Linked DNA regions of Homo sapiens: all the other regions are linked to region 1. The links are chromatin loops, found by intact Hi-C in ENCODE. Cell type or tissue: heart right ventricle. All regions are shown on one strand. Region 1 overlaps STARD13 (StAR related lipid transfer domain containing 13). Region 2 has its middle 23 kb from the start of LINC02344. Region 3 has its middle 150 kb from the start of LINC02344. Region 4 has its middle 17 kb from the start of LINC02344. Region 5 has its middle 210 kb from the start of LINC02344.

Evidence for each region. A loop is a pair of places that touch in the nucleus more often than their neighbours do. Peaks named below come from ENCODE experiments on the same cell type or tissue, not always from the same donor. Only the 100,000 strongest peaks of a DNase experiment are listed, where the experiment ranks them.
Region 2: a loop joins it to region 1, with 4 times the contacts of the local background. A loop is called at or near these places in 14 of 110 quality-filtered maps.
Region 3: it touches region 1 in a loop (4-fold over the local background); 15 of 110 quality-filtered maps call a loop at or near these places.
Region 4: a loop joins it to region 1, with 3 times the contacts of the local background. A loop is called at or near these places in 10 of 110 quality-filtered maps.
Region 5: a loop joins it to region 1, with 12 times the contacts of the local background. A loop is called at or near these places in 66 of 110 quality-filtered maps.

Annotation. Positions count from the first base shown.
Region 1 is chr13:33,226,835-33,231,834 of GRCh38, forward strand. All of the region lies in intron 1 of STARD13 (StAR related lipid transfer domain containing 13), which reads right to left. Among named protein-coding and RNA genes, the nearest start is that of STARD13-AS, 48 kb to the right of the region's middle. In heart right ventricle, a CTCF peak has its summit at 1,911 (motif pointing right); no DNase peak of the experiment used is centred here; H3K4me3 peaks cover 1,173 bases; H3K27ac peaks cover 4,773 bases.
Region 2 is chr13:33,310,047-33,315,046 of GRCh38, forward strand. It overlaps a transcript of STARD13 not described here. Among named protein-coding and RNA genes, the nearest start is that of LINC02344, 23 kb to the right of the region's middle. In heart right ventricle, a CTCF peak has its summit at 2,278; no DNase peak of the experiment used is centred here; H3K27ac peaks cover 451 bases.
Region 3 is chr13:33,485,106-33,490,105 of GRCh38, forward strand. It overlaps a transcript of STARD13 not described here. Among named protein-coding and RNA genes, the nearest start is that of LINC02344, 150 kb to the left of the region's middle. RefSeq lists an enhancer at 4,379-4,955. In heart right ventricle, a CTCF peak has its summit at 2,951 (motif pointing left); no DNase peak of the experiment used is centred here; H3K27ac peaks cover 1,210 bases.
Region 4 is chr13:33,349,564-33,354,563 of GRCh38, forward strand. It overlaps a transcript of STARD13 not described here. Among named protein-coding and RNA genes, the nearest start is that of LINC02344, 17 kb to the left of the region's middle. In heart right ventricle, a CTCF peak has its summit at 1,969; DNase peaks (open chromatin) are centred at 608, 728, 868, 3,858 and 1 weaker place; H3K4me3 peaks cover 1,850 bases; H3K27ac peaks cover 4,688 bases.
Region 5 is chr13:33,539,825-33,544,824 of GRCh38, forward strand. It overlaps a transcript of STARD13 not described here. Among named protein-coding and RNA genes, the nearest start is that of LINC02344, 210 kb to the left of the region's middle. RefSeq lists enhancers at 2,983-3,082, 3,183-3,292. In heart right ventricle, CTCF peaks have their summits at 3,021 (motif pointing left) and 3,246; a DNase peak (open chromatin) is centred at 2,857; H3K4me3 peaks cover 2,618 bases; H3K27ac peaks cover 5,000 bases.

The DNA of each region.
Region 1 (5,000 bases):
TAAAAAGTCTATTAACTTGACTCATACTATAAAACATCTATCTTTCTCTTAAAACAGTACTTCTTAACTGTTTTTAAAGATTTTTAGGGATCTTAACACATTTCTCTCCATTAAACATATGGCATATGTATATTCATTCGTTCTTATAATTTCTGAAGTTTTAAAGAGAAGTCACCAGATTAAGAACCTCTGCCCCAGAGAAAATTAAGCAAAACCAAACTGAGTGTTTTCAGCAAAGCAAACTTCATTCCTAACCTTTAAATGGCCATAACAAAATGCCTCAGTGACCAGTTGCTTTGAATTGGTCTCATCTACAACCTGCGAGCTTTGCTCAGCCCTCTGATGTGAAGTAACATCAGATCTCTAGCCATAAAGCCATTCCCTTAAAGTTCCATCGTTAGTCTTTTCTATCTTAGTTCAAGGTCTGCTGGCAGTGATGGACTCATCAGAATCTCAATGTCCTCATAGATAGCTAAAATACGATCCCAGGTAGTTCAACCATATGTGGATTTAAACAGATACCTAATTTGTTCCAGAACTACTTTCCATATCAATACCTTGAAAATACTTTGTAAGTTAAATCTAAAAGGAGGCATGGAAACTTCCTCTACAAATAGTGAAGCTAGTCCAATTCTTAGGGAAAAGAGACAGTCATTAACTCTATATTTAGAGCTAGGCATTCCATTCCCCCAAACTACTCTCTCATCAGCCTAATTGCTTGAAATTCCTGTTCTTGTTTAACACTAGGGCAAAGCATTTCATTTTAAATTTGAGATAAGGTTTATACTCCAAATACCCTGAAAAAGGTAATTTAGGGTATTAGGACCACTTTAACTTGGACATGACTATGGAGGGGGTACAACAGGGAGGCAAGATGCTGGATGCAAACCTAGATACCAAAGACAAAATGAGGCACACTTCCCTCACTCCCATTTTTTCCTAGGACAAGCACCATAAGGAGTATCAGTTAATTGAAAAAGTCTTTACTAGATGCCAGGAGCTGTGTCAGGTACTGAGGTTAAAGTGATGAGGAGAATACTGCAAAGCACAACACCATCCTGACAACATGTGAGAAGCTCAAAGCCCATCAGAAGAAAGAGACAGGCCCTTTACAAATGAACATAATGATAGATTGAATGTGCGATCGTAAAACGAAACAACGCAGAGCAGTTTTTAACAGTTGCGTGGTGGGGGAAGGGAGATGCAAATAAAAAAGAACATTTGACTTGGATTTGTAAGGACATGAAGAATTTTGCCAGGTGGGGAAGTGGTGGAAGGGAGGAGTTATTTCAGGCAAAGGCAACATAAAAGCATGGCACAGAAGCATGAAGAGTACATGGAGTGCTCATGGAAAATCACTGAAGGCTGGGAGGGAGCCCCAGTGGATTCTGGTGGATTGCAGCCTCTGGCGAAGGCTGAGGTTGCCTCTGGACCACATTACTCCCCCATGTATTTCTTTATAGAGACATATTATTTTCAACTCTTTTGAGAAGAAACATTCATACTGATTGTTTCTTATTTAAACTATGAATCTATTAAAATATCAGGCATTCTTCATAAAAATCATTGATAAAAAATGAATTAAGAGTACAGTTCATTTACAGTGTTTTTTTTTTGGAAGTTAAAATTGAGCTCCTGTTATAAAACAGAGACTGTGTGGACTCCTTAGTGAAAGAAACTCAGTTCAGAGGACAACAGGCGACAGTGGACAACCTGGTCATATTCTGTGGTTAGTCAACCAAGAGTTTGATTCCACCAGTATCCCTATCTTCCTTGCTTCCAAGCATACTATTTATCTTTAAATTAAATACTAAATGAATAACATGTTTGTGATTGCTAATTCGGACATGGGTCACACCACAGTTTTACACCTTCGAATACAAGATTTCTGCAGTTCCACTACATGTCCACTAGAGGCCTGTGAAGAGCTTTTTTCCCCCATCACGTAGAGTCTGATAACCAAAAAGGCCAGAATTAAAACAAATAAGAAATATTGATTAGACACGAGTAAGACAAGGATCTAATTGGTACGTAACCTCACAGTAAGTATCATAATTGTGGATAAAATAATCAAAATGCAACATTGTTTCAAAACTCCAAGATACCAAATTGCAAAACTTATGAAACTACTCATATGTAACCACAAAAGCAAAGTTAAAAGAAGTAGGGCTTTGAAGACTTCAGCAACCATTCCAAAAGGCCAGCAGACTCTGGCAGGCTTTGACTAGGTGGAAGACTGCACCAAGTGGTGAAGCAGCCTGAATAAAAATTGCCAGCAGCCTGTATGGGCTTCTAGATCTTCAAATGCATACTCAATCTAAAAGGCATGCAACCAACGGAGGGAAAACTCCTTGGTGGGAAAGTAAACAATGCAGTGATTTAAGGCAGATGGGCTGAAAAGGGACTTCCTAAATAGCGACTCCATGGAAGTAAACAGGGGAAGACAGTTGAGATACGGCCAGGACACTGAGATGACACAGACCAAAACCGACCCTATGGTGAAGACTGTGGAAACTCTCAACTTAAGAGGAAAGAGGGCAACTTAAAGCAAAACACTTAACATATTCGATTTGCCAGGACAACCGCAAGACTGCGTGAGCACTGGAAAAATTACCAGAAGGACAAGATGCCCTGTAACATCCCTTTATCTCTTGTCGAACTCAAAACAGACTTTCATTCATTTCATGGTCTGCTTGAACAAACACAAACAAAGACGAAAAATACTAAAAGTCACATCACCCGTGCCAGGCATGGACACGCGAGTGCACGCGTGCACACACACCACACACACACACTACTTCTAGTCTATTTACAGAAATGGCCTGTTTTTCACTAGCTTTGGTTAATTAGCAATCAGAAGAGAGTTGTATGGGGTTGGAAGAAAGAACCCTTTGTTTGGAAAACCTGTGAAAATATTCCCTCAGAAGCTTGTAACTTTCCCTACGCATCACCCTGGCCCTGAGGACAAGCCCCTGTGCCAGAAGCCTCAGTGAGGCACACAGAGCTCACATTCAAAGGCAGCTCTCTTTGTTGTCCCCCAGGAGTTAAACCTTAATGGGTTCACAATTTGCAGGCTTTTTTGGAGAGTGGCTTAGTGGTGGTTGCCTGCTGCCAGAAATGGAGCAGAGACAAACCCTAGTGAATCCCACAGCTGTTGTGGCTGCTCCATTGGAGAGAAGAGCAGTTGCCTGAGGCATTTCAAAGACAAGCAAGAACACAGGGAGACATTATGAGGCCTGGAAGCGAATTTGCAATTATTGGGAGCAGATGGTCAGTCCACATGGGGAAGAAGGAGATTGTAGCCATCGTTCTCCAGTGAAGACCATGGCAAATGGTAATTCACTGAGTCTTATGTCCCCAGATAAATCTTGTATTGGAAAAGTATTCAGCTGCAACATAAGATCATCATCTGCAGCTAGTTAGTTTTACTGTCACGCTCTTGACTTCTAAACCTAAACAGCCACAACTTGGACAGGAAAAAGCCAGTACATGCACATCCTACCTTGGTTAGAAAGAAGAAGAGGCGTGGCTGCTCTGGTAGAAATAGGGAGAATACTCATCCTGGCACCCTGGGTTTCCTGGAGGCAGCCTGCCTGAACACTGCCTCCAACATTACTTTGCCCAGCCCTTTATTTCAGAAAAATCTTCATTTTAAACAAACATTCATGAATGCTGGGATACTGCTGAATGATTTTGAGAGTGGAGCTTTCATAATCTTCTTTTGTAAGCTATATCCACTTTTTTTCATCACCCTTTCCGGTCAAGGGCTGCTTTCTGATGCACAAGAATTCTCTTTTGCTGAAATCTCAGCCTATTTCCTGTTATCCTCATGTTGATTCATCTGAGAATCACATTATCTCTTCTAAAACACTGTTTACTTAGTCCATTATGACACGTAAGGTCGGTCTTTACTCATTTTATGTTTGAATGATTAATTTGTTCAGTTTATGCAAAGTACTCTTAAGTACCCCTGATGTGCAAAGTGCCAGCGAGGCACTGAGGAGGATGGAAGAACCATAACTGCAAGATGCTAAGAACCTGGTGAAGGAAGCAGAAACACTTGGGAAAGAACTCTAATACCTGTGAAGTGCCAAGATACGGGCATAGTCAGAATGTTGTGGGCATATAAAGAAGAGAGAAAATAATACTTATTTCCAACTGGAGAGATTGGGACACTAGCTTAGAAGGAGATAGAGTTTAAGTTGGGCTATATATAGGATGACCTACCATCCCAGTTTTAAAACTTAAAGTCCTGCATCTCAGGACACTCCTCAGTTGGCTGAGTGAGTGATAAAGGACAGTTGTAACTTCAAGTTTATCTCAAGGGTGAGACACAGTGAAGAAAGTCTCAATGGCAATGGGCTGGGAGTGGAGATGAGGGGCTGGTCAGGCCCTCAAGCTGCTGACTTGGCAGCCATCGGTGCATAAGGCCCTGGACAGGGTGAAGATTTTCAGGACAGCAGGGCCAGGCTCTCACTGTGCCATACATTGCACAAGGCACCAGGGAGACGAGGCTCAGGCCTGGCACATGGGTGGTGGCTGAGTGGCTTTCTTTAGACTGGGTATGAGCTCTGGTGCTTCGTAGTCCTGGGACTCCTATAACACACATGAGGGCTTACTCAGGCTGGCCTCACTGCCCTGCAGGCTAGGGCATTAGAGAACCCTACATTATGAATGAGGGACTGGAGGAGGGGCAGATTTGGGGGAGTTGTGGTTTGGGCCATGCGCATCATCTTGAGTTGAAGGTAACATAATAAAAACTTGTGGCATGCGTTCACATTTACCATCTCACTTTGGAGCTCTATTTAGACCCACATCTTAGAAAACTAACTGTTAAAGAATGGCCTTGGTCACATGGCCAGCAGGGAGAAAGCTGGGGCACAAACTGCAGTCTCTGTTTCTGACTGCAGGTCCGGGGCATTCCCATAACTTTTCCAGATGACTAAGGTTTACCTGAAACTTTAAAGATTTTAACAGTTTCATGATTCAGTGTCATTTTA
Region 2 (5,000 bases), 83 kb after region 1:
ACTTGCAAAGGCTTTCTTCTTCCCAGTGTTTGGATAGTTAGGAATACAGGGCCACACTGAGTTCTTTTCAACTGCAAGTTAGACGGCAGCAGGCAGCTGTTGCTCACTTGGTTCTTGGGAGACCACGTTGCTGACACCCTCCTGGATGCATTGATGGCCCTAATTCCCCCTTTGCTAGCAAAGGTGCTGGTGGTTCTTCCGGCTGTCAATGAGTTTAAGACAAGACTGCAGGAAAAGAAATAATTAGGGGATTGCAAAAGGGAAACATATTTTACAAAATATTTTCATAGGATTATAATAGAATATTTTGCACCCTCCAGCCTTCTTCTTTATAAGTGAAAGTTACACAACTCTAGGCTGTAATTCAGGAAAACTGCACAGACTGATAAATAGCAGTAATTATATCATTGAAGGCAACTGAGCAGGAAGGTTAATAAAACACTGCCAACTCTCTTGCGATATAAAACTTGCATTGCTGGTTCTTCTCCTTTATTATAAAAAAATAACAAACTAAATGAATGTGGGCATTCATGAAATATCATTAATATTCTGAACTTTTTGAAAACAGACTGCTTTCTTATTCACCTTGAATAAAATTCAATATATATATTGAATTTTAATATATAATCTTTTCACCTTCTACTCATTGTGTATAATACTTCTCAGAGGCAGCAGGATGTAGTAGAAAGTAGTCATGCATCACTTAATGATGGGGACATGTTCTGAGAAATGTGTCCTTAGGCAATTTCATCATTGTGCGAGCATCACAGTTTGCAAACAAACCTAGATGGTAGAACCTATGACACACCCAGGCTATCTGGTATGGCCTATTGCTCCTAGGCTACAAACCTGCACAGCATGTTACTGTACTGAATACTGCAGGCAACTGTAACCCAATGGTAAGTATTTGTGTATCTAAGTCCATCTAGACATAGAAAAGGTACAGTAAAAATACAGTATAAAAGATAGGCTGGGTGAGGTCGCTCACCCCTTTGATCCCAGCACTTTGGAAGGTCAAGGCAGGATCACTTAAGCCCAGAAGTTTGAGACCCACCTGGGCAACATAATAAGACACCATTTCTTAAAAAAAAAAAAAAAAAAATAGTTGGGTGTGGTAGCATGCACCTGTGGTCCCAGCTACTCGGGAGGCTGAGGCGGGATGATCTCTTGAGCCAGAGAGGTCAAGGCTGCTGTGAGTCATGATTGCACCACTGCACTCCAGCCTGGGCAACAGAGTGAGACCCTGTCTCAAAAAAATAAAACTAAAAATAAAAAGATAAAAAGAGTGCACCTGTATAGGGCAGCTCCATTATAATCTTATGGAAACACTATCATATATGTGGTCCATTGTTGACCAAAACATCATTTTATGGCATATGACATGGATTTTTAGGAAAGAACTGGGTTCAAATCCCAACTCGCCAACTTCATCAGCTGTGCTCTTGGGAAGCCTACTTAATCTCTCTGAGCTTCTGTTTCTTTATTTGCAAAATGCAGATAGGAGATGTTTACCTTATACCATGATTTTGAGTATAAATCAGATTATTAAAAGTGCTTTGTAAACTATATATTTTAGTTGTAATCTTATTTACGTATTTCATCACTTGTAGTCTGAAGTTATCCATCTCTCTGTTCATTGAGTCAAAACGGAATATTTAGTGGGCTCCTTTTTGGTTCTGGGATACAGAGATGAAAGCACAAAGGCTGAGACATTCAAGAGCTCATGGCTCAGAGGAGGCAGGCAGCCGTGAGAGAAGATGAGGCCAAGGGCAGGGCCAAGTCCTTTCTCAGCATAGGTGGGAAGCACCTTGGTAGGCAAGAGATGCTTTTCTTGCATGTGGATTATCCAGTAAGTTCTATGTTAAAGCAGGGGGCAGAGAGGTAGGGAAAGTGTAATTCTTTCATTTCCCAAAAAACACTTAATGCTGTTTCTATAAGAAAAAAAGTTAATGCTACAGGATTTGTCACCTATTGGATATGCAGTTCGTGTCAGAACAAATGGTTGTTTCTCCTTAGAAAGTTGTGCTTGAAGCATTTCATGAAATATCCATGTTTTGTTTTACACAATATACATAAAAGCTGCAGTAACATGTAATCAACAAACATTTTTACTGTTTATCTTAGGGTTTCATTTGCTTTGACTATAAAATACAAGGTTCCATATTTAAACCCATGCATTTATTAAAGAGAAACAAGTCATTGTGTCCTAGGGACAAAACGTTATGTTCCTGTTCCTCTTATTTTCTTTTTCCTTTTCTCTGAATGGCAATCCTGGGTTCTAGATGCCACCTAGCTGGGGAAGATAGTCTTTCAAGTTGAAATTCCCTTGTCAGGGGTGTTTTGTGCCTATATTCCTATCTAGAGAAACTAACCCATGCCTTTCCTGCTCCACCCCTTTTCTCCGGCCTTTTCTGCCCTCACCCCACCCCCATCCTCTCATTTTGCGTGACTCTACATTTCCACATTTGTGCTTGACTCGGGATGCAGGTAAAAGTCAAAAGATGGTATCATTAAAACAAGGAGAAAAATGAGACATTTGTTCATTCTCAATGTGTTTGGCATGAATACTTTCTAATATATATTATAATTTTTGCTTTGTGGACTTGCTCCTTCTAAATGAGTCAGTGTAGATGGTGGTGGTAATTTATTTGAGTAGACATGTGGCAACATGGCTTTCCTTTGCAAATCAAAACAAACAGAAACTCTGCTGATTGAGTATGCCAGGACCTGTTGTTGGACACAGAGACAAATTTTATTTTAGAACATCTTATTCAGATCAAAGTAACAACAACATTTGTAATAATAAACAACAAAAATTCCATAAAGCACGGTCCATTTGTTGAGCCAGATTTACCAGGGTTCTACTTGAACTCTTTTCCTAAGTAATAACATTGTTCCTAGGTGATAACAATTCTAAGCCAACTGTGATGAGTTCCAGAACATTTGGATCCTAGTTAGCGGAACTGAAGTTCTGAATCCAAGCCCATAATTTGCTTTTAATCTCTTCAGAGAATGGCCAGTTTTGCTGTTGGATATGAAAGACTGTAGATTGTTGGGGACACACACAAATAGAAATTGTATAAGCATCCAGTAAAAGTAAACATTATTTAAAGTATTACTGATGGGAATTTTTAAAATTTATCATGAGTGCATTGCTGTAGATATCTGCTTTTAGTAAACAGGATATTTGGAATGAAAAAAATGTGTTATCCAAGGGGAAATTTTATTACAATGTAGCATTAATTAATGCTTGCTTTATTAATTAAAAATTAACAGGAACTCAATAAGCAGAAGCCACCAATCCCATTAAATATTTCCATTTGTATGTCCTTCAGCCACCCTGATTTGGCATCCATGGTCCTAATTCTTTCTCTTCCAACTTGCTAATCTTTCATGCCTGAAAGTTCGCATATGATGCTGACCCTTGCCAGAGCATCTTCCCTTTTCTCCATTCTCTGGTGAATTTCTACCTAGATTTAAACATTCTCTTGAGAATCCTCTTTTCTGGAAAGCATCCCACAATCCACTTGTCCCAACTCCACCTTTCTCTAATTTGTTGGCTCCCACAGAACCCCAAGCTGATGTTTTTCAGCTGCATGTAGCACAATTCCACTCCTTCACTTTATTAAATGAGTAATACAACTGATGTTGACAGACTAGAAATGACCAAGATCATAATGATAATAAATAGCAGAGCCAATACTCTAATCCAAGTCCTCTTACTCTAGGGCAATCATTAAACTCTCCTTAGCTGACTGACTTCATAGCTACCTGACCTTTTTTGAAACCTCTTACTTTTGCCTAGCAAAACAACTCATCATCGTCTTTTCCCAAGCATTTACAGATACCATGTTGCACCCCCTTAAAATACTCTCTGACCTTCTTTGGGCTAATCTCCATCTTTTCTATAATTATATTTTTGATATGATAGTTAGGTACTTTCATCCTTTTCCATGTATCTCCATCACACACATGGCTGTGGTCACATGCCATCTGTAACTGCCATCAGTAAGTCAACCCTGCCATCAGTGCGTGAATCCTTAGAGCTAGATGTGGCATAGTTAACTGTGACATTAGGAGGAATACCGGTAAGGGCTGGCACCTGGAGAGAGACCCCTCTCCAAGGAATGAGATAAGAGCAAATCTAATTATGGTAGCTGTCAGGCCAAGCCCAAGCTGAGGGATAAGAACTGGATAGGTACCCAAAGTCCAGCAGAGATAGTGGCATCAGAGAAACTCCATAGTGGGCAAAACCCAGTGATGGCTAACTCAAGGGCAACAGACAAAGCAGGCAAGAGTCAACAGTTACTCCTGGGCACCAATAGTGATTTGGAGCAGGACTACAGCCACGGTGGTAGGAATGTCATGGGCAATGACGAAATGCTTAGATGTGTTATCAGGATAAGGACTTTGGCATAAGGGATTATAGCAGAAGGCCAGTTATCTGAATCAAGACATGGAAGAAAAGCCAAAATAATTGCAACTGCGATTAAATACCATATTCTAGGCTCTTTGTTAAGTATTTTTATGCATATAGCAGACATTTCATAAATATTTGATAAGTGAATGAAACCAATGTCTCATTTAATTCTTATAACAACCAATAACACAACCGAGCACCTAATGAGATCAGTATTATTATCCCTATGCTACAGACAAAGAAATGACCAGAAAACTAAGCAGTAGAGCCAGAATTCAAACCCATGTCTGTTAGAACACCACAGCTGGGTTCCTTCCCCAGTACTAGCTTGCATTGGTGCTTTATTCCACCTATTTAATAATGAGCAATCAAGTTCTTAAGACTGGAAGTGATGTATTTTATAATCTCTGTACCTGATAATATAATCTATGGAGAGTACATGTGGTTGACTAAGAATTATTTAGGTTATAGAATGAGACAAAGCCAAAACAAATGACACACAAACACTTTTTTTAAAAAAAAGTTAGGAAGAGTGCACTTTTTCATTGGAAGTTATAATGTACATAAGATCTGGATGATG
Region 3 (5,000 bases), 260 kb after region 1:
AGCCTAGGAATATTTTCTCTCAAACTCCTACTTGGTAAATTGCAAATGCAATTAGTGGAAATGCATTCAGATTTACTTGAATGAAGTGAATGTCAAAAATAAGTAGACAGCTAATAGTTTTATTACTGTCTAGTTCTTCTGAAACTCAAAGGCATTTTTAATTACCGAAGTGAAATGTTCCATGATGTTACAAAAATCTTTGAAGTGAGACCAGTTTAAAGTATAAAACATTTGTTTTTAAAATGTTTCTGACTTTCAAAAAACTCTCCAAGAAATTAGGAAATTATGTAAATATGCAAAACATATCCACAATATTTAGCCCTCAAACTTAAAAAAAAATGCTTTGTTGGCATAAACTCATTAGAAAACAAATAAGAGTTAATGTTTTAAAGAAGAACAACATAGATTATAAAGTAATTTCCAGCCCTGAAAATTTTCTTGTGCTACATGAAGATATTGTGGAAATGGCTGGGCCTTGCTAATTCCCTGACAAAGAGCTGAGAATCTGATCCTCCAGAGGGACAGAATTCCCATTATCACTTGAAATTGAGACTAAATGAGGTAATAGATATGCTATACCTTTGCATTTTATTAATGCCTATACAAATATAAGGTACCATCATTGATAGTACTAAAAGTCAAATTACCAAAAACATTTGTTTCTAAAATATTTTTGACTTTCAAAAAACACTCCAAGAAATCAGAAAATTATACAACCTTTCAATTTCAAATTATTTCAACGCCAAAGAAGGTCCATGCAGAGATGCAAGAAGAAAACAAGAATTAGACTGGGCTAAAATAAAATGAATTAATTATCAGGTGTACTTTGGTGAATTGAAGATAATCAAAATGTGGAATGCAGAAAGTGTGCAATTCAGAGCGCTGAAGATGGGAACAATTCACTGTAGACCCTTGACTGACTGCTTATAAATCATGGTCAGAGTGCTCCTAACTGATTTCACCTGCATTTTGAGATCAGCCCTGACCTAGAGTGACCCTAGGGAAAGAAGTAGATTGGAGTTATTTCTTGGGATTTGGACCCAGAGACTCCTGAAGTGTCCTCAAGAGCCACTAATAGAATGTGAATGGGTTTCTCAGTGTCCATACACTTAACAAGTATGGGCTTGTTAACAAAGTAAAGGGGCTAAAGTGGGACCGAGAAGAGGGCAGCTGCAGAGTTGGAAGCTTCAAATCCTTTCTTTCCTACATAATGATACATTTCAGGCATCCCAGTGGATGCCCGAAATTGTGCATAGTACCAACCCCTATATAAACTATGTTTTTTCCTATATGTACCTACCTATGATAAAATTAACTTATAAATTGGGCACAGTAGGAGATTAACAACAATATCTAATTATAAAATAGAACAATTAAAACAATATACTGTAATAAAAGTTATGTGAATGCAGTCTGTCTGAAAATATCTTATTGTACTGTACCACTGTAAATTCAAACTCTGGAGAGTGAAACCGCAGAGAAGTGGGCACTACTGTCCTCTTTCCATCTTTCCTTATTGATGCTTTTTTCCAATATGTGATTTGCATGGCTCATGTCCTCCACTATTCTGTTTACTGACACACTTCTTTGCCTCATCACAGCCATTCCTCTCCCCTAACAACTCCTCTTCCAAAACACAAGCTCTTGCACTTGAACACTGCCTGCCTTTTGCCTGCAGAAAGAAAAGCAGTGCCTTCAAAAGAGTACCTCCACAGTGACCTGTTAGGACTTTTATGACATAGGGAGAGCAGTTCCTCATTGACCTTTAAAAAGTTTCCTCCACAATAAATTGTGCTGCCTGCCATATTGCATCATTGAAAATATGACATTTTCTATTGGAGAACAAGTTACTCAAGCCAAATCATTTTTCTAAACTCACCGTAGCCTGGAATAACCATTTATTATTAAAACAATGACCTTTTAGAAAGTATGGTTATTGGTCTCTGTCATATTGTTTGAGCACTCCCAAGCTCTATGACCTTGGGCAACTTAACCTCCCTGAGCCTTGGTTTCTTCATCTAGAAAATGTAGACATTAATAAAGCCTGTATCACAAAGTTGTGAAGATCAAATGAAATCATCCATGTAAAGCTCTTAGGACTCTTTTAGCACAAAGTAAGGAAAATCTTAGCAGCTGCTGATGCTGTTGCTGTAGTTGTATTTATTATTGTTGTTGATTTTGTTACTATCATTATATGTGTAAAGGATATGCTTTTTTCATTTTCCCTGGGATCTAGTTAGTCCAGTTTTCACAATTATCATCTCACACATAGACACGGAAAAGAATCCAAAAGTTAAAAATACACAAAATTACTTTGGCTACATCCCTTATAAATGAGGAGACATTAGTATATTTTAAATAGTCTGTGAAAAGAAAAGAAAGGGGGAAAGTTCAGAATGTGGATGTAAGATAAAGGCTCTAAAAGGAGGAGAGACATTCCCAAGACTCTGGGCTAGGGATGGAAGAATGTTATGAGAGTTTCATGAGATCCCGGTGCACTCACATCATTAGAAAGCTTTTAATTTGGGCACCTTCATAATCTTCCTTGTTCAAAAGTGTTAACCTTGGTCTATTACAATGCCCTTACTCTCCTTAATACACGAGATTTTTCTCAATGAATTGCTTGCCTTGCCCTCCAAAGCCACGTTCCTCAATCTTACTTTCTCTTTTAGTTATCATCCACAAACTTCACCAAGCTTATACTTATGCTGCAGTGTGTGATCCATCTGACAGTCACTTCTTCACCTTTTGCAATCTGGCATACAACCCATCACTCAATGAAAAATATTCTCTCTGTGACCTCTTGCTCAGCTATGTCCTTGTATTTGTGAGCTCCAAAGGTCTGTTCTCTCAGTGCTGGTCTTCCAGGGCAGCTTCAAAGCATCTAATCCTCTCCTTCCCTTGGTGATACCATTCTTCCTTGGCTTCTATGATACTGCCCTCTCCTGGTTCTTGTTTGTGTGTCTCTGGTCACTGAGCCTTCCCCTCTAGTTCCTCTTCCTCTGCCTCTCCCTTAAGTGTACATATTCCCTAAGGTTCTGTCCTTAATCTTCCTTTTTCTCATTACTCCTTCCTCTAACTACAGTTATCTTGATTTTGAAGACCCAGGCTGCCAAATCTCCATCTCCGCTAGCACGATTCCGGAGCTGCATCCAGAGGGCCACCTTAGAGGTCTACCATGCCTCAGCTCAAGAGTCCCCTCATCCAGGTGTGCTTCTCCTCGGTGCTTTATTTCTTAATTAATTGCACCTTCATCAACTCTACCCTTCCGATTTAGAAGCCTCAGTATTATCTTTGATTTGTATTTCTGTGTCAATCACAAATAAAATCAACAATCAAACCCAATTACTTCTGTCTACAACATCTTATTTCCAATATCTGGCTCTTTCCTCCTCAAAAATCTTCAATGGATCCCAATTGCCCCTCGAGAATAGAATGAAGATTTTTAAGAATGAGATCAAAATATTACTAGGCAATGATCTTCCTTTTGGGCATGAATACTCATTATCTTCATGAATTCTATGCTTTTTCTTCTACCAGACATTTCCTGATCATACAAACACTTTCAAGCTTTTGAATCTTGGCACATGAAATTGCCCTAAGCTGGAATATCCTTTCTTCTCTCCAACTACTGGAATCCTATCTATCTTTCAAGTTCAAATACCAACTTCTCTCTGTAGCCTTCTTTGATATTCACAGAATTCATCCCTCTTTATGCTGTGATCATATATGATTTTGTGTTAACACATTTAAAGCATTTAAGTCATGCTTATTAACACATTTTCTTTACCTGAATTTCAGACTCATATTTAATTCCCCAACAATCATCTCCACTGGGTTAACCCTCAAGTCCCTCAGATTCATTACACTCAAGTTGAACACACCCTGCTGACTGGACTTGGTCTTCCTGCAGTGTGCTTTCTGCTGGGAGTCACCCTTCATTCTTCCATCTCTTTCTAATTTCACACCCTGCCTAAATGATTCTAGCTTCTAAATATCTTTCTAAGGTATTCACATCTCTTCCCCCACTATTAATAAACTAGTTCATACCAGCATATTTTATTATTAGTTTTCTTCCTCTGGTCAATGATTAATCAATTGATTAGAATTGCTAATAAAAAAAGATCAACTCTCAGTTCAGGAAAATAAATATCAAGTTATATAATCTATATGTAGTCATATAGCCTTTATAGTTTTCTGCCTTCTCTTTTAACTTCCATAGGGCAACTCACTATAGTAAAGCCTTTTGTGTTATTAAGTTATCTCTTGGTAAACCAAGTTAAAAATTAATTTAGTGGTCCAGTATTCAGATATTTTTCTATTTAGTTATAATAAAAGCTAAGAAGCCATCATATTATTCTTCATTTTCTTTCTCTGACCAATGTCTAATACATGACTTAGAGAAATTAAATGTTACTTTTATGTGGGTCAAGTCCAATCAACTAATAAAAAACAGGATATAGACATCTGAAAACAATGTACCTATTAAAATTTCCTTTTATACTTTCTTTTCAAAGTGTTTAAATTAGAGTTTAATGGAAAGTATGAAGTAATTTACTTATCCAGCTTCTACGGCCAAAATGGAATGTGCTAATTTTATTAATCTGAACAATGGTGGCTTGCATTTGAAAAGCTCAAGAAACAGCGACGCACCATGGGGCTAATCACTTCAAGTTTTCTTTTCTTTATCTCTGCCCATTTTGCAAGTTCTCATTATTTGCATGAAGACTCTCAGAGAATTACCAGACCAGAAATGTAACCCATTGTATTCTTTCTTCTAAAAGGGGTAGAAATCATTTTTGAGATCATTTTCAAAATTGGAACATTGCTGAAAGGAAAAAAATCAAATGGATCGATAACCTTGAGCTTAAGGAAAAACTGTATGTTAAGCAAGCAATGGTTGTGACATAAAGTAATAATATTACTCATTAAGTAAATTTTTTTTAAACTTTCACATAAGTTTAAATAACCACTAACAGAATTTTATCTGATACAATTAT
Region 4 (5,000 bases), 120 kb after region 1:
GGGCGGCCTTCTGATCCACGCAAGGATTCTTAAGGACCTCCTGGCTCAAAACAATCACTTCCTCTCTTGCTGTGGTTCGTGGACAATGGAGTCCCAAAGGGAGGCCTTTCCTTGCAACCTCAAAGGGAGGAAAGCCTGCTTTCACAGCTGGCAGGGCCTGCGGACAGCCAGCCAGCTACCTGCACCAACTACCGTCCACCTGTCTCCCGTCACATCCCCCCCTCTACCCCCGAGTGGCTGGTCTGCGGCGCTTCGGACGTGCTCCTTGCCTTGCATTCACTCTCCCTCCCGCGCATTCAGTGGATGTGTCCCACGTGGAGAAGGCGAAGTTGGGAAGGGGCAGCCCTCGCGAAGGGCCACTTGGTCTGGGCACTTATTCACTGGGGTGGAATGGGATGGCAGCGGAGCAGGGGACAGCCTAGGCTAAAAGGCCGCCCGGGGGCAGCCCCTCCAGGTAACCCGTCCCGCGGCCCGCCAGCATGGAGCACCAGGCCTGGCTGTCAGCGCGCGCGTCCGGCACGGAGCCCACACCCACCGGGAGGCGCGGCGGGAGGGCGCTCGGGGCCCGGCCCAGGGAGGGTGGTGCCCGCAGCCCGCTCGCCCCGGCCTTGGGCTCTGAAACTCATGCCCTGGAGCCCAGAGCAGAGGAGGGCGGCGGGCCCGGGCGGGCTACGGGGCCGGCGCCTCCCCCGCCCCCGTGGGTCGCGGCGTCTCCGGGGCACTGACCTGCCAGCCGCCTCTCCCGGACGTTCTTCCACAGCAGATCCCAGGCTCTGGCCGTGGAGTCCCGCAACTGCTCACTGATGGATCTCCTGAGCTGCGTTTGGCAAGGTTTCCGTTTGCTGGTCATTTTAGATCCGTCCTCATAACGACCGGCGGGCTCTCCACCGCCACTCCCGCGTGGCCCGCGACTCAGACTCCCGGCGACTGGAAAGGACGGACGCGGCACTCCCGCCGGGGTCCCGGGACCCAATGCGGGCGCGACATGGGTCGGTCCGGCGCTGGGAGGCTGCGCCACGCGCGAGGACCGGGATGCCTGGCCACCAGAAACGCCGCGCTAGGTTATTAACCTCTGCGCTCGCCAACTCCTCTACTCCTTTCCCACTTTCCTTCTCCTCCCCTCCTCCCCTCCGTTGGGCGCTCCTCCACTCCCCTCCCTCCCCTGCCCTCCCCCTGGCTGCCTCGCGCCCCACTCCTTCCAGGAGCGCGCTTCCCCTTCCCTCCCTCGCCCAACCTGACAGCCTGGTCCCCACGGCCCCCCACTCAAGGAGCTTCCAGCTTCTTTTCCAGTTTTACCCAGAAATCAGGGGCTGGACCATACTCCTCCTATTTCTTGATACTTTCCTTTATTTTTCAGTTTCAGAAACTACCACCTTCACAACTACAACAACAACAACAAAAATTTATATATGCCACAGTGAGAGCATAACTCATCCCAGTTTCCCTAAATTCAAGTTACTTGAAGTCAGCTACTCGGTTAGGTTGACATTCTTTTGATGTTCAATATTGGTGATCTGAACATTATGTTAATCCTTCCTGATTTCTTCAATGAAATAATTATCTGGCTGCAAACTACAATTAAATTAATACGGTTTGAAGTGTCAAAATATTATTTCCATTGCATAGCCATTATGAGGAGAAAAATAACTTTAAAATATTCAGGTCAAACCATAAGGAACCTACCTAAAATAGATTTACATACTTTGAGAAAGCATTACAATCTGTATGCAGTGAAAGAAGTACGTATTATGAAGAAGTGAAATATGAAAATAGAAGAATTTTAAGGTATTTTAGCCAAAAACGTAAAGTAGGCTTGTAGTTAGAAATTAACTCTGATTCCTGAAGGAAAGAAGGAAATGTATTGGCTCTTTAAGAAATACATCATCACTGAAGTCCAAGCCCACTTCCTGGACTTCAACTCATTCATAAGGAGAAGACAATACTGTCTCAGGCCTCGGGGTGTCCTGCAGTTCACAAAGTTTTGTTTCTGAAGTGCTTTGAGGTCTTCCAAGAAAGTAACTGTGACAACATTTAACTAATTCAGAGATGTGATTAATGCCTTACACCTCAGGTTTGGGGAGGGGAACAAATTTTTCAAAAGGAATTTCTGAATTATTGAATCTGCAAAATTGCTTGAATCTCATTTCTTTTTAAATGTCTTTGTACCAAGCTGCCACATAAGAACCAAAATTTAATCAGATATTCATTTTAATTCCAGGTGCTCCACAGGAAGTTTGAAAATTAAAAGTATTCAGTCCTTCCTCTATTATATAAATTGCTACTGACTTAGGGAATGCAAACTAACCTCTACCTAAAGTATTCCCTCTACACTTCTGCTACACTTCTAGTAAATATTCCCTCCATCAGTTTATCTTGTTGGTAGAAAATGGGAATGACAGGGATGATGGTAAGAAATAGTCTTTATTGTCTTATTTTGTTACTTTAAATATTTAAAAATGTTAACTAGTGAAACATACCTCAGAATGAGCTAGAAAGTAATGAGATACTTTTTTTGTAGAATCCTGGTAAATCTTTGAAATAGTCAGTTATGAAGCAATAAGTCACGGATCAGAAACGGACTTGAAACTGTGACAGCCGGTTATATAGACTAATCCAGATTGCTTTCTGGACACAAGCCAAATACCCTTTTGATTCCATCCTCTGCTTTGTATGCATGCAGAGGTAACAAAATGCTCTGCAAAGAACAAGACTCCTGTTGTCTTAAAGTGGCTGCTATACAGTGTAACAACAAAATGTTTATCAATTACATTCCCAGGAAAGCTGTATACTTGACTTTTAGAAGGGACCTCTTGTTGAATCAAACAGACGCAATAGTTTTAACATTATATACACGGGAACAGAACATAACCATTCAAGCTATTTCAGTGATCATTTAGCTCTCAAGAGCGTGGGCCCCTACTACTTTCTATTCTAGCACATATTTTATATTCAGATGCCATTGATTAGGAGTTTTCCTTAAATGACTAATTTGAAGACTAAATTCTGGAATTGCACATTTGTTTAGTTCTGGCTGTTGGATGGCCCATGAATTGAGGACTGTCCAAGAGAAGCCAGATGAAAGACGGAAATGATCTGCCTGGAACAGGTGCCGGCTGAGCAGTGTGTGCCACCCAGCATGGCCCAGCTCTCTGCCAGCCCCGGCTGCTGGCCCTGTTGGAAGAAACCACACAGCTGTGCAGATGGAGCCGCCACAAATGCCAAGTGTTCCAACCTCAACAGGAACCTCAGGGCTACTTGGAGTAATCTGTACAGCATCCGCTCTCATTCTCCCCAAGATCTGTTTCAAAGTTGAACCTTAGGTAGCATCCCCTGTGGGGCCTTCACCAGATGAAAATATCACCTATTAGGAGAAAAGAACTCAGGTAACCCCCTAGCCCTACCTACCTTCTTGCTTACTGTCTTCCCTCCCATCGCAGCGGAAGAGGTGTTGCTCTTCCAGCCCGAGACCACGTCCCTCACCTGTGTTGGGCTTTCTTTCCCTTCTTGTCCCTACAGGTACTTTGCTACATTGGTTATTTCCTCTCCCTCACATACCCTCAATCTCTGCCTCTCCACAGGCTCAACCCTCCAGTCTCACCCTGCTTTTAAATAAACCAAAACTAAAATAACAGCAGCCATCCTAAAGCCCACTGCCTCTACCCTGTGTCCCTGGGAAGAGAAGTCTTTCCCTGTCAACACTGCAATCTGGGCTTCCTCCCTTCCTCAATGAACGTGATCTTGCCAAGGTCACCAATAATCATCTGGTTGCTAAATCTAACAACGTGTTCCAGTTATTGTTGTCCTTTCCAGGGTGCATGGACCATTGGACACTGTAGCCCATTTCCTTCCTCTGACACAGGCTTGTCTCGTGGCTGTCAGGCGACACCCTCCCCTGGGTTCCTCCTTTTCACAGATGGCCTCACATGGTCCTTCTTAAGGCCTGACAGGCTATAGATAGAAAGTATATGTGGTTAAGAGTGTGGCTAAAGGCAGTGTCCCATTTGATTCTGCATATGTTTCTGCCTCTCAGTAGTACCTCCCTAGACGATTGCATTGTGGATTAAATGAAATAATCCATTTGGCACATAGAAAAGACTTAACCTATGCTTCCAACAACAATACTATTATAATTACATTACTGTCCTAGCCCAAATCTATCCTGAGCCCTTTCAAGAAGCCTTCCCTGACACCCAACCAAAATAGCTCCTTCTCACGGCATCCAGTTTAGTTTTCCTTATAGCGCTTCCACTTCCAGACATTGTGTTTGTTTGTTTGTGGTTGGTCTCCCAGGCAGACTGTGAGCTCCATAAGAGCTGAGGCCCTGTCCGTCTTACTTGCTTGTGCATCCTCAGTGCCTAAAACAGTCCCAGACAGTTATGATCAGTAAATACTTGCAGAGTAAATGAATGATTCTACTCTAGGGCCATGTATTGTTTCCCTTCCGGATGGGTATCTCCAAAACTTTCCTTCCAAACCTGCTCTTTCATCTCTATTTCCTATGTGAGCCACCTGGTGCTACCACCCATCTAGTGACTGAGAGAGAAATCTAGAAGACATCTGAAACACCTCCATACATCCTATGCTGCTTCAATCTTCCCCCACTTCTCTATCTCCTGAGTAACTGATTTAGTTCAGGTTTTCTCTTTCCCTTCCCTGAATTTCAGCATAAAAAGAGTCCCATTTGAAAGCTCTTGGTCTCACTGCACTCTACGTCTTTATACATTAGCTGTTCTTGAATGCCCTTACCCTAATTTTTTTGTTCTTCACTCATCCTTCGAGATTCAACTCAGATGTACTCAGATGTCACCTCCTCCTTAATCCTTCTACAAATCCCAGTGGCTGGATGGATTCCTCTTCCATTGTGTTTCTTCCATGCTTTGGGGATACTGCCGGAGGAGCACTTATCAAAGAGCCAGAGTTCAGTGTCCTTACCTGTTTCTTCTCAGCTGTCCCTGCAGTCCTGAGTTCCTCCAGGTAGGACTAGCACAGAACTTTTATTT
Region 5 (5,000 bases), 310 kb after region 1:
ATACAACTTACAAACAAAAGCTGCTCTTTAAAAGACACTTTTAAGAAAATGAAAAAGCAGGCCACAGACTGGGAGAAAAATATTCACAACATATACTTCTGACAAAAAAGTCATACGCATAGTATGTAAATAACTCCTACAACTCAATTACAAACAACTTAGTTTTAAAATGGGCAAAAGTTTTGAACATATACCCACTTAATGGCTAAAACTAAAAACTAAAAATAGCAAGTGTTGGCATTTGATAAAAAGACCTGTCACCCTTTTAAACTATAGTAGTTCCCCCTTAGCTTCAGGGGAAATGTTCCAAGAACCTAGTGGATGCCTGAACCTCAGAGAGTACCCTACCCTAAATATATTATGCACGAATTTCTTTTTCTTTCTTCATAATTTCACAGATAGAAGACTGATTCTTACCAACCACTTGGTTCCTAGTGACCTTAGGTGATTCCTTAAGTCGAGAACTTTCACCTTCCACTTAAAGGAAGCACATTAAGGCTTCTTTTGGCATATCCAAATTGCCAGTATCACTACTATTGGGCCTTGGAGACATTATTAAGGAAAATATAGGTTATTTGAATCCAAGCTCAGTGATATGGTGATAGTTGATAACTGTGATAGTGGATGCTGAACAAAGGGAGGATACACGTTCTGGGAGGCACAGAGAGAGGCAGCATGAGATTTCATCACACTACTTAGAACTTCTAGCAATTTAAAATTTATATTTCTGAAATTTTCCATTAAATATTTTTGGACCTCGGTTGACAGTTGGTAACTGAAACTATGGAAAGCAATACCATGTATAAAGGGGGTTCCTATACAAGGATGTTTGATGAGTGCAGACACAAATAGATTCGATGGTGGGAATACACAAAAATTCTTGGCTTATGCTCACAATTCTTTTTTCAATAAAGTGTGAGGCAAAGTCATTAGTTGAGGAAGTTGATAATTTGAGGAAGGAAAAGAATGAGATATTTGGATTACAGAAGGAAAGGGCAAAGTCAGTAAAGCAAAGGAGTAGGAGAGCTGATCAATATGCAGAGCCAATTTAGGTGTGAGATCACACTAGTCCACCCAACAGTTAACAGGCTGAGCCCAAGCTCAGAAAAGATAAATGCATGCAGGAGTTCATCCATGGTTTGAGTTTTGCCAGGGAAGTGCTAAAAGTGAGGGATAAGAGTTGAGGATATTTGCAAAGGAGTCAATGCCACTATTTCTGAATATATGTGTACTCTTTGAACTGTGAAGGGCTATGTTACTGTAACTTTATAGTATAATGGTAGCAAAATGAAGCAATCCCTCAATTTAAGGTTGGTTATATACGATGTAGAGAAAGATGGGAAAGTCGAAAAAAAAAAGTAAGCAACTAAATGGGATATAGCCAAAGCTGAAGTATGCAATGATGAAATAAACTGATTCCATATTCCACACATTTGATTTTAGGGTCTAAAAGCTATTTTGCAATCTTCCAGATCACTCTTTGAAGACCTATTACAGCTTCAGCTCTGACCTCTTTCACGTGTTTTCTAGTATCTTCCAACATTTTCCCCTTTTCTTCCCCTTTGGATATCCTGCCTCCTTCTTGCCCTATTTCTGACCAATCTTGAATGATATTGCAATATCCCCCTAACTTCTACATAAACAGGTGCCATAGTACTCCTCACGTCACAGCAGCGTTTTTTCCAGTACCAACTACCCAGACTATCAAACGGTTTTAGCAAAAAACAATGAAATACACTTATTTGGCAATTTCGGACAATCTTTCTTATATCCTCCGGCCCACTGCTGTTTCTTTCAAAATATCTACTTAAAAGCCTGTATTCCTTTCCCTCTGGCTTTTACAAGGATTGTTTTTATATAGGCCCTGGACTGCAAAGAGCTTTGAAATCCAGATAAAAGTGTTTACCAAGGCTGAAGAAATTTTCCAGGAGAACTGAGCACTTTGCACAGATGACATTTTTGGAATTAGTTTAAAATTAAACGGAGCGGATGCAGATTCATACAGATTTTATTTCTGCAACACACTTGGTTGTTTCCTTGCAGCATCTAAAAACAAAGCCAATGCACTTTCAGAAACTACTATGGTCCTCCAAAATTCAAAAGTGAAAAAATGACAAAATTTTTCTTTGTAACACATCTGCACAAGAGGCTTTCCTTTAAAATTTGATAAAAGACCAAGGCCACACCAGAAAACACAGAATATAAAACTGTGTATCGACAAAAATTAAAAACTAAACTCCTTAAGAGAATCGCTTGCTAAAAAGTTTAAAAAACACGAAGACATGCTTTCTTAAATAATTTGAAAATGTTTTTGGTTCCACACGAGTAGTCTATTTGTTTGCGTGCCTTTTTTATTCCTTGTGACACCCCTACCTTCTCAGAATAAACACTGAAAGATGAACAGACCGGGGGATCAAGCCGGTTCACTAAGATTTAGAGGGGAAGGCTGGGTCCATCTTAGCACTGAGACCGCACCCAGACTGCATTTGGATCGCTAAGGACTAAGAAAACAGTACAGATCCAGTTTTACCTCTTATACCATTAATTTTCCATAAAGCCTTCCAGAAACCTGACTCACAGCCAGAAACCCAAACCCCGTGGGCGGGATTTAAAACAAAACCCATTACGCCACCATTTCCGCCTTGCCTGCCTAGCAAACGTGCAAACATTGAAAAAGACGCACACGCAGACCGCGCCTACGTCCCCAAAGTGCGCAAGCGCACGGCGAGACCCCGCCCCTCGCCCTCCCACCAAGACGAGGCGCGCGCACCAGCAACCAGGGCCCGCTGGCGCCGCCCCGGGTTTCCGCTCCGGGGCTCGTCGGTCGCCGTTCGGTTCCGGTTCTGGCCCCGCCCTCACGCGGGAACCCTCCAGAAGTCTTAATATCCGGGACCAGAGGCTGGTTGCAGCGCACATTTCCGGCAACGAGCGCAAAGGAAGGGATCCGGTGACGCCTCTTCCCGTCTCCCCAGCGGCCCAGGCTCTGGCTCTCGGTGCGGCAGCGCCATCTGGTGCCGAGTCTCCCGCCACCCGCGGAGGTGGCACGCGCCCTTCTCTCGGAACCTTCCAGAGAAACCGTGGCCCCTGCTTTCCTTTCTCCCGCCCTGGACGGGGAGGGACCCGAGTCTCCGCCCCGCCGAGTTCCCGCGCGGGAGGGACTTTGTGGCGACTCTGAAGCGGAAGCTGCCTGTAGGAGGAGCTTTACAAACCCAAAATGGAGCGGAAACTGTTCTTTCTCTAGTTTTAAGTCCAGAAGAAACGGCGTCCTTTTATTTTTTGCTTCCTTATGCGTTGTTGCTGGGTCATTCTCAGTCTTCCCCGTATCAGTTCTTTAATCTTTGAGGACTGGGACCCTGTATTAATTGCCTGGTAGGAAGATGACACGAGCTTTGTGGCTTACATTGGCCTCTGCTGTAAAAGCTTTTGTTTCCTTTGGCCTATTAAAGCGCTGTTGTAAAAGCCTGCTGTGTATGTTAGGAACCCATCGAGAAGCAGAATGTAGTAATTTGCTTTAAAATAGGCCATGGAAGTTTCAGAAAGGTAGCCTCAGAAATGCTCAATGTAGATTCGTTTGCATGTCACGTTTCTTTTAGATAATCAGAGAAAGGAAAAGTAATTTCCCCAAAGTTAGTAAAATCAACACATTTTCCTTTAATAATGTTCTTTTTTTCCTGTAATCTTGGAGTACTAACAGAGTTGTTCTAAATGTTTTATTGGAATGGTGCTGTGGATATCAAAATATATAATGAAACAAATTTCCTTTAGAGTTTAGATAGCACATGTTAACTTGACTCTTTGATTGTATTTCTCCTATAGTAATGCTTCTCAAACTGGAGCATGCATCCAGATTCTCTAGAAGGCTTGTTAAAACAGATTGCTGGGCCTCAACACCAGAGGTTATAACTGGGAGGGAAGGTCTGAGGATACAGCTGGATTAGTGTAGCTCTAGTAAAATCTCAGGTGATTCTGATGCTGTTGGTACTAGGACCACACCTGGAATAATTTAGAGTTCAGGATTGCTTTGTCAATAATGCTTTTTGCTGTTGCAGGACAGACGGTACTAAAATATACTGGTGATACTAAGCCTGCACAAGTTAGTAGTCCTTTTGACTCCGTGGATGGGAAGTAGTAAACTAAACCCTAGAACCAGTAGAGAGCTACATAAATGTTCACAGATTAAAGCAACCAGTTCATAGAAATGTATTCTGTATATGATCATGTGATAGAGGGTGCTGTAATACCAAGTATACTAAATATTTCAGTTATTATACAGTAATTGTTCTTTAGCTGTTAAATTAGAAATGACTAAAATTAAGGACAAAATAGTTTAAACAATCATACTAATTTTACCCTTTGGAAGATGCCAGGTTTTTTTCAGTCTTTTGCATTTCCTCAAGTTCCCTTGTTTTACGGAATTCTCTACCCCCAGCCCACTCCCATCCCTACCGTGCCATTTATAAATGTACACAGTGCTTACATTATAAAAAATGATCATCTCAGAACTTGTCTCATCTTTTCAGCAGGACTTTTCTCAATTCTGTCAAATTCTGACTGTGCCACTGCCTTTATTGACACAGTAATTAAATCACGCAGTGATTAAAGTGTGCTGCACACTGTAACTTTTGTGCTTGCTACAAATAGAAATACAGATATTGTTAGATAAGTTTATGTTTATGATAATCAGTTCCTAAAATGTAGAAAGCAGTCGGTTTTCTGGTCTCAGTTTTATTTAAATCACTGCTATTTTGTTTACTGGATGTAAGCTTCCCCCTCTCTGCTCTAGCCTGAATGGGCCTTCGTGAAAAGAAGAAAAAAAAGATTGAGAACAACTGTCTTAAAACCATGGTATTTCCCTAATAGGCTAGTACCATGTATTTGGATAATTACTGATGAATCATTTAAATCAGGGAAAGGTGCATGGTTTTGTTTTTTTGTTGTTTTTTCTCTTTTTTTTTTTTTTTTTTTTTGAGATGGAGGCTTGCTCTGTCGCCCAGGCTGGA